Regions from separate parts of the Homo sapiens genome. Here region 1 is linked to region 2. Evidence: chromatin contacts called from ENCODE Hi-C or POLR2A ChIA-PET data. All regions are on one chromosome and are shown on one strand. The core of a region is the stretch at or near the end of the contact, and the rest is flanking DNA. Distances in the headings are between cores, read along the strand shown.

Region 1 (4,527 bases), core at 254-2,753, 240 kb after region 2:
TTCAGGTGATCCACCCACCCTGGCCTCCCAAAGTGCTGGGATTTCAGGTGTGACCCACTGTGCCTGGCCAGGCCTTTTCCTTTCTTTCTTTTTTCGAGACAGTGTCTTACTCTGTTGTCCAGGCTGGGGTGGCAGTGGCACAATCACGGCTCACTGCAGCCCCAAACTCCTGGGCTAAAGTGATCCTTCCACCTCAGCCTCCCCAGTAACTGGGAGTACAGGTACATGCCACCACACGGACTAATTTTAAAAGTTTTTGTAGAGATGGGGTCTTGCTATGTTGCCCCAGCTGGTCTCAGACTCTTGGGCTCAAGCAGTCCTCCTGCCTCGGCCTCCCAAAGCATTGGGATTACAGGTATGTGCCACCGTGCCCAGCCGCAGCAGGCCTTTTGTTTTTTTAGAGAGGGTCTTGCTTGGTGGCCTAAGCTGGAGTGCAGTGGTGCAATCACGGCTCACAGCAGCTTCCAAACTCCTGCGCTCAAGCGAGCCTCCTGCCTAAGCCTCTCAAGTAGCCTGGGACTGTAGGCACACACCACCACGCCCGGCTGATTTATTATCTATTTATTTATTTGAGGTGGAGCCTCGCTCTGTCACCCAGGCTGGAGTGCATTGGCCTGATCTTGGCTCACTGCAACCTCCGCCTCCCAGGTTCAAGTAATTCTCCTGCCTCAGCCTTCCGAGTAGCTGGGACTACAGGCACGCGCCACCACGCCCATCTAATTTTTGTATTTTTAATAGAGACGGGGTTCCTCCATGTTGGCCAGGCTGGTCTTGAACTCCTGACCTCAAGTGATCCGCCCGCCTCGGCCTTCCAAAGTGTTGGGATTACAGGCGTGAGCCAACGCACCCAGCCACTAATGTATTATTATTATTATTCTGTAGAGACGCAGTCTGGCTATGTTGCCCAGGCTGGTCTTGAATTCCTGCCTCTGCCTCCCAAAGCGCTGGGGTTACAGGCGTGAGCCACCGCGCCCTGCGGCTGCAGGTCTTTATAAGGCAACTGTGGGCCCTGGACCGCTCCCTGAAAACCTCCCCCTCAACTCCCTGTCTCCTCCCTCACCTGGTCTACCCCGAATCCTTCCCCTCTCGCCCCCTCGCCCTCTCCAGGGGAGGTGAGGGACTCAAGAATCGCGCCCTGCTTCTGTCCCCACCGCGCCGTCCCCAAGCCCACGCAGTGAAAAGACCACCCTTGAGGCTGATTCCGGGTCCAGCTGGGAGCGGCCAGCCGTAAATCACCGCCCCCGTGGGCCGTACCATTCTGGCCGGGGGGACCTGGGAGGGGACGCGCGGAGGGCTTCCCCCGGGGACTGCCTGTATCGAGACTCTCTCCAGCCCAACAGGAGGATGGGAAGGAGACTTGTGTGGGGGCCTCGGGCTGGCGGGTCGCGGGTTCCTTATCCTCCGCCTTGGCGCCTCTCCGCCCACCGCCCACCGCCCCTCCCTGGCATTGGTTGGCGCCAGGGGAAGCCGAGGCTCCATCCTTTCTGCGCAGGTTCCCGCCGCACTCGCGCAGACCTAGCGCGTCCAGGTGGGAGGTTAGTGTGGCCCGGGCGTCCGCTCCTCAGCGGATGTGGCAGCCCCGAGCCATGGCTCTCGCCGTCCGAGTCGTTTATTGGTAAGCCCAGCGGCCAGCGGCCCCCGTCCCCGACCCCCGCCGGGACCCGATTCTCGGAGCCGGGGTCAGGGAGCCCCGGGGAGAGGACCCATGGGAGCCCTTGTATGGGAAAAGGGAGCCCCTGTATGTGGGTGGGGTGGGCGTACGGAGGGGCGAAAAACAGAGGGCGGTCGTCCCTAGGCCCCGTCTTCGACTTGTGACACGCTGGGCATCTCGGGTTATAAAAGGTGGGGCTGAGACGAGTGTGTGTCAATTTCGAACCCCCGACTCCGGGGCTCCGCTGGGGAAGGGGCTGGGGGTCAGCTTTGTAAAGGGACCTAAGGCTCCTCCACCCTAAGGCTTCCCCTCCCCCAATATCCCGAACAGTCGCGGGGTGGGGACAGTGAGAGCCCAGAAGGTTCGAGAATGTCTCAGCCTGTGTTTCAGAAGCACTTGAATTGTTGGCCTCTGCCCAGTGGGTTCCCTTGGCCACGAACCCCACTCCTTTTCTGGCCTCAGTTTTCCGTCTGTGGCAAGAGGGAGGCTCTGTGTCAATACCGAACACGCTTAATTTCTGCAAGTCTCAGGAAGGGTATAATAGGATAGGATATAAATTACGTTCTCTCCACTCCCCAGCACCTAATACTGTGTGGCATGCTGTAGGTATTTAATAAATACGTGTTCAATGAATTTATCCTCCCAGGAATCCCTTAAGAGAGGGGAATTTTAGGCCAGGTGCCGTTGATCACGCCTGTAATCCAAACACTGGGAGGCTGAGGCGGGTGGATCGCTTGAGCCCAAGAGTTCGAGACCAGCCTGGGCAACCCAGGGAGACCCCCCCCTCGTCTCTACAGAAACTTAAAAAGTTAGCCGGGCATGGTGGCGCACTCCTGTAGTCGCAGCTGCTTGGGAGGCTGAGGCAGGAGGATCACTGGAGCCCGGAAGGCGGAAGTTGCAGTGAGCTGAAATCGTGCCACTGCACTCCATCCTGGACAGCAGAGCGAGACTCTGTCTCAAAAAAAAAAAGTAAATTAAAGAGAGGAATTTTAGTTCTATGTTACAGGTGAGAAAACTGAGGCTGGGACTGGGGTGGGGGCAGGTCAGTAGCTTCAAGTCTGGACTGCAGGTGACAGGGGTAACTGGAACCTGGGTTTGTCGGCAGCTTTCCAACGTCTCTGCCTGCTCGACAAAGCAGAGGCAAGAGTGACATTTTGAGACGCCTACCAGGCCTGTACACCAGATTCCAGTCCCGAAATAGCCTGCTGTGGGGGTTGGGTGAGCCTGTATTTCACCCTGGGGACTGGGAAGGTGTTCAGAATCTAGGAGCTGCGGGGCCGGGTGCGGTGGCTCCTGCCTGTAATCTCAGCACTTTGGGAGGCTGGGGCGGGCCGATCCCCTGAGGTTAGGAGTTCGAGACCAGCCTGGCCAACATGGTGAAAATACAAAAATTAGCTGGGCGTGGTGTAAGAATCCAGGAGCCGCAGGGTTTTCCTTGGAGTGCTGCGAGGGCTGTGGGTGAGGGTGGTGGGCACAGGGAGTGGGTGGGGACCTTACGTGTGCTGTTCTTCTCCTAATCCAGTTCTCCTGGTTTTCCCCCGTCCCCGTCTCTCGTATTTGTGGTCTCCTTGTCTCCTCTCTCCCCTTTTTCCCCTCCCCCTTCTCTGTCTCTTGCTTGGTGTTGGTTTTCTGTGTGTCTCTGTGTGTCCCCGCGCCACCCCCTGTGCTGTGTCCCAAAACTCTGCCTGGCTGGTGCCTGTCTTCTCTCTTGAGGGCATCTGTCACCTCTTCTGCTTGGTCATCTGTGTTCCTCTTTATTTCTTCCTGGCCCCATCTTGCTCTCTCCCCACACCGCCTGTGTCTACCCTCCTCTCCCCGATCCCCCACTTCTCCCTCTCTCCCCTGGGCCCCAATGTCTTGGACTCTCCTACCAGTGGCGCTTGAGGCTACAAGTCCAAGGTAAGCAGAGTGGATGCCCGGGGGGCATTCCTGGGAGCTGGGGAGGGGTAGAGTGCATATTGGGAGGGGGCTGACTGGTATGACCCCTGCTGTGACCTCTCACCGCGTTTTCAGTATCTTCAGCTCAAGAAGAAGTTAGAAGATGAGTTCCCCGGCCGCCTGGACATCGTGAGTCTTGGGATGGGGAGAAAGACTTGAGCACAGCCACTGTGTCGGTCCGTTAGGCCTGGATGGCACTGCAGGGGGGTTAGGTCAGCCCTACGCCCTTCACCCATGTTCTCATCCCCCTGGGAAGGGGAGGGTCTCCCCAAGAGGACATCTTAGCCCCTCCAACATCTCCCCTACCCCCTTTCCTCAGTGCGGCGAGGGAACTCCCCAGGCCACCGGGTTCTTTGAAGTGATGGTAGCCGGGAAGTTGATTCACTCTAAGAAGGTATGTCTGTCTGTCCGTCCTGCCTGGTTTTGGGGCTAGCATGGGGTTGGGGCTGAGGTTGGTGTCTCGGTCCCAGCTCACCCCTTCCCTCTTCCTCCCCTCCCTAGAAAGGCGATGGCTACGTGGACACAGAAAGCAAGTTTCTGAAGTTGGTGGCCGCCATCAAAGCCGCCTTGGCTCAGGGCTAATGCGCCCTGAAGGCAGAGGTGAGGGGGCCCACTAGACAGGGACACCACCCTTTGGATCTTCTCCCTGCCCCATGCTCTGACTCCTTGGCCCAGGGTGGAGAGCCTGGGAGATGGGGGGGACATCACGTGTGTCCCCAGAGCGAGCGGGATAAAGTTAGACCCGGTTGGTGGAGGACAACAACTGAGATGGGGTCAGAGGTGTGCAGGGTGACAGCTGAGATGGTGATGGGTCAGAGATATGCAGGATGACAGCTGAGATGGGGTCAAAGGTATGCAGGATGACAGCTGAGATGGTGATGGGTCAGAGGTGTGCAGGATGACAGCTGAGATGGTGATGGGTCAAAGGTATGCAGGAT
Region 2 (4,391 bases), core at 1,007-3,506:
CTTTAAGAGATAAGGTAGGTGGGGAAAGGAAGAGCTGCTTCAGCAAAAAAAGCTGTCATAGAAAACAGCAGTGAGTCTGTGGCATGGACCAAGCTGGAGAGCTGCTGCAGCCCATGGCAATGGCCTGCCCCTGGAGAGCCACACAGCCTGACTCCAGCCCCCGACCCAGAGTGACGTCCCCATCCTGAGATAAGTGACACCAATCTCGTTTACTCCCCACAGGCCTGCCAGAAACCCAGTAACCACCAAGCCACTGGTCGTCCCCCTTCACCTGCGGTTCCTGCTTCCCTCGAGGTGACGGCCACTGGTCGCTGTGAAAACACATGTGGCTGCTCAGCCCTTTCTCCGTATAAAACATCTGGCTGCAGTTCTTGCAGACAAAAGTGCTCCTGGGCTTCGTCCAGTCTGTGGGACTGCCGTTTTGCTGGTTACTGTGGGACATGGCAGGAAAGAAGAGTGGGAGATTAGGACTCTGTCCTTGATCACTGATTTTTTGTTGTTTTTTTTTCTTTTTTGTCTATAACTCCAATCCACTGACTTTTTTTTTTTTTTGGAGATGGAGTCTCACTCTGTTGCCCAGACTGGAGTGCGGTGGCACCATCTCGGCTCACTGTAACCTCCACCTCCTGGGTTCAAGTGATTTTCGTGCCTCAGCCTCCCAAGTAGCTAAGATTACAGGTGTGTGCCAATATACGTGGCTAATTTTTATATTTCTAGTAGAGACAGAGTTTCACCATGTTGGCCAGGCTGGTCTCGAATTCCTGACCTCAAATGATCCCCCTGCCTCAGCCTCCTGAAGTGCTGGGATTACAGGCGTGAGCCACCGCGTCCAGCCTGACTACTCTTGATAAACCCTATAAAATGGAGGCTGTACCCTAATCCCATTAGGACTGAAAGCATCCTCCCCACTCACTTGTCCAGGGCCGGCACAGGAAGGCCAGAGGACTCCTGCCAGGGTGCATGCAGGATCGGGGGCTTCTTAACTTACCCTCTGCCTGCCACATTCTCTTCCTTCACCGGATGGGGGAGCCTGTAGATGTTTCCACCCTGAAGATGAAAATGCATCTGAACCAACACATCCAAAATGAAGAGGCAAGAAGAGCTCAAATTACAGACTTTTAGAAGAAAACATCAGAGTAAATCTTCATGACCTTGGATTAGACAGTGGTTTCTTAGATAAGACACCAAAGCAAAACAGACAAATTAGACTTCATCAAAATGTAAAACTTTTAGCCAGGCGTGGTGGCTCATGCCTGTGATCCCAGGACTTTGGGAGGCCGAGGTGGGAGGATTGCTTCAGCCCAGGAGTTTGAGACCAGCCTGGGCAACATGGCAAAACCCCATCTCTACAAAAAATACAAAAATTGGCCTGGCATACTGGCATGGGCCTGAGGTCCCAGCGACTCAGGAGGCTGAGGTGGGAGAATCACTTGAGCCAGGAGTTCAAGGTTGCAGTGAGCCATGATCGTACAACTTCACTCCAGCCTGAGTGACAGTGAGACCCTGTCTCAAAAAAAAATAAAAAATAAAAAATAAAAACTTTTGTCCTGCAAATGGTATCATAAATAAAGTGAAAAGACAGACCACAAAATGAAAGAATATTTGCAAGTCATGTGTCAGATAAGGGTCTTGCATCCAGAATATATAGAGAACTCAAAAAATAGTAATCTGATTTTAAAAAATAAGCAAAGGACCTGAACAGACATTTCTTCTAGAAAGATACACAGATGGCCAATAAGAACACAGAAAGGTGTTCAACGTCAGCAGCCACGGGGAAATACAAATCAAAACCACAATGAGATACTGCTTCACACCCGCCAGGGTAGTTATAATTTAAACAAACCACGGACAATAACAAGTGTTAGTGAGGACATGGAGAATGTGGAGCCCTCATACACTGTGGGTGGGAAGAGGAAACAAGCAAAACAGCCTAGTAGTTCCTCAGACCTAAAACAGAACTGCTGTACGACCTGGCGATTCTACTCCTAGAACATAAATCCCCATAAAAATTTGTACATGGGTGAATATTCACAGCAGCACCATATTCAAAATAGCCAAAAAGTGGAAACAACCCAAATGTCCATCCACTGATGAACAGACAAATAAAACGCGGCCTTATCCATCCAACAGAGGATCACTCAGTCATGGAAAGGAATGCAGCTCTGCCGTTTGCCACCCCACGGATGAGCCTGGAAAACGTCATGCTGAGTGAAGGAAGCCAGATACGAATGCCACAGAGTGCATGATTCCACTCATATGCAATGTCCAGAACAGACACATCCACAGAGACAGAAAGGAGACTCGTGGCTGCCAGGCCCTGGGGGGAGGGCGAGATTGTGGGTGACAACTAAGAAATGTGGGGTTCCTTTTGGGGAGATGAAACTGTTCTGGCAAAGAGTGGGGATGGTTGCACGATCTTGTGAATATACTACAAATTACCCAACGCTACACTTTAAAATGGTGTATTCAGGCCAGGCACCATGACTCATGCCTGTAATCTCAGCACTTTGGGAGGCCGAGGCAAGCACATCACCTGAGGTCAGGAAAGACCAGCCTGGCCAACACAGTGACACCCTGGCTCTACTAAAAATACAAAAATTAGCTGGGCATGGTGATGTGTGCCTGTAATCCCAGCTACTTGGAAGGCCCAGGCAGGAGAATTGCTTGAACTTGGGAGGCAGAGGCTGCAGTAAGCCAAGATTGCACCACTATACTCCAGCCTGGGCAACAGAGTGAGAGACTCCGTCTCAAAAATAAATTTGGCCAGGCACAGTGGCTCACACCTGCAATCTCAGCACTTTGGGAGGCTGAGGCGGGTGGATCACGAGGTCAGGAGTTCAAGACCAGCCTGGCCAAGATGGTGAAACCTCGTCTCTACTAAACACACAAAAATTAGCCAGATGTGGTGGCGCATGCCTGTAATCCCAGCTACTCGGAGGCTGAGGCAGAGAACTGCTTGAACCCAGGAGGCGGAGGTTGCAATGAGCTGAGATAGCACCACTGCATTCCAGCCTGGGCGACAGAGTGAGACTCCATCATAAATAAATAAATAAAATAAATTTAAAAAATAAAATAAAGTGGTGGATTTGGCTGGGCATGGTGGCTCATGCCTGTAATCCCAACACTTTAGGAGGCCGAGATGAGAGGATTGCTTGAGCCCAGGGGTTCAAGACCAGGCTGGGCAACATAGCGAGACCCCCTCCATCTCTAAAAAATATATAAAAAATAAAATGGTGCATTATTTGGCACCTGAATAATAAAGATGTTAACAAAACAAAAATGAGGTAGCTGTGGTATGATGGGAAGCTACTCATCCTCCTGAGTAGCTGGGACCACAGGCGTGCACCACCATGCCCAACTAATTTTTTTTAAATTTTGGTAGAGACAGGGTTTCGCCATGTTGCCCAGGTTGGACATGGAGTCAGGAGACCTGGATGAGCTCTTTGGACCAGGCCCTCCAAACACAACATCTGGAGGAACCAGTGAATAATTATCAATGTGCTTAAGTGTGGGGCACGATGCAGGTGCCCACTTGTGCTTGTGGAAACCAAGACTCACAATCAGAAAACACATGGCCATTTCAAGCAGGAATCTTTAAAGGAAAGAGAGCATCTACCTTCATATCCTCTGAAGATTCTAAAAAGGCAAATCCAAAGGGAAACAAGAGAAAAAAAAAAGCAAAAAAGGCTTTGTGAGATAACAGTGTTTTGAACAACTCTGGGATATCCTCATGTTGATCTTTTTTTTTTTTTTTAAGACAGGGTCTTGCTCTGTTGCCCAGGCTGGAGTGCAGAGACACAATCTCAGCTCACTGAAACCTCCATCTTCCAGGTTCAAGCGATTCTCCCCCACCTCAGCCTCTCGAGTAGCTGGGACCACAGGCGTGTGCCACCACGCCCAGCTACTTTTTTAAAATTTTGGTAGAGACTGGGTTTCGCCATGTTGCCTAGGCTGATCTCGAACTCCTGAGCTCAAGCAGTCTCCCCACTTCAGCCTCCCATCCCAAAGGGCTGGGATTACAGGCATAAGCCACCTCACCTGGCCTCATTCTGGTCTTTTTTTTTTTAGTGGGGAAAACCACAATCTTTCGGAACCTTAATTCCTTCCTCTGTAAAATTGCATCTGGGGACTCTCTGAAATGAAATAAAATGCCTGGACAACTAACAAATGCAAAGGAAACTCACTCCACTCTGGTCAGGCCACGTGAGAGAGAGCTGGTACCTGGATTCTGCTGAATATTGTCAGCTTGGACTTGGAGGGATCTGCCGGGGGCCCGGCCGATGAGAAGGAGGCCATGGCTACCTGGCTCGGAGAAGCCGCACAGCACATATCCATCTTCGCCTTCTCTTTCCGGAAGCCGGAGAATCGCGGGGCCCTGGGGTTGCCCAAGA

What was found. Hi-C counts contacts between places; a loop is a spot of excess contacts on that map. ChIA-PET counts read pairs that join two places held with the same protein, here RNA polymerase II (POLR2A). Pooled maps may share reads with other maps.
Region 1: a pooled map shows a loop between it and region 2 (2.5-fold over the local background). The contact joins the promoter of SELENOW here to the enhancer-like site in region 2. A Hi-C loop is called at or near these places in 1 of 50 pooled maps. POLR2A ChIA-PET finds 5 or more read pairs at or near these places in 3 of 52 experiments (A549, GM12878 and activated CD4-positive, alpha-beta T cell).

The regions. Positions count from the first base shown.
Region 1 is chr19:47,777,200-47,781,726 of GRCh38, forward strand. SELENOW (selenoprotein W) reads left to right here and starts at 1,504. Exons shown (of 6, transcript NM_003009.4): 1 at 1,504-1,615; 2 at 3,526-3,550; 3 at 3,665-3,718; 4 at 3,909-3,983; 5 at 4,091-4,189. The coding sequence starts at 1,587. The coding sequence ends at 4,171. RefSeq lists silencers at 1,392-1,651, 1,662-1,801 and an enhancer at 3,869-4,454.
Region 2 is chr19:47,539,905-47,544,295 of GRCh38, forward strand. It overlaps ZNF541 (zinc finger protein 541), which reads right to left. Exons shown (of 17, transcript NM_001277075.3): 5 at 4,222-4,391; 6 at 989-1,047; 7 at 272-431. Among named protein-coding and RNA genes, the nearest start is that of NAPA, 27 kb to the left of the region's middle. Within about 2 kb of position 2,257, at least 8 of the 41 ENCODE cell types and tissues checked have a DNase peak (open chromatin) inside an H3K27ac peak, as active enhancers do.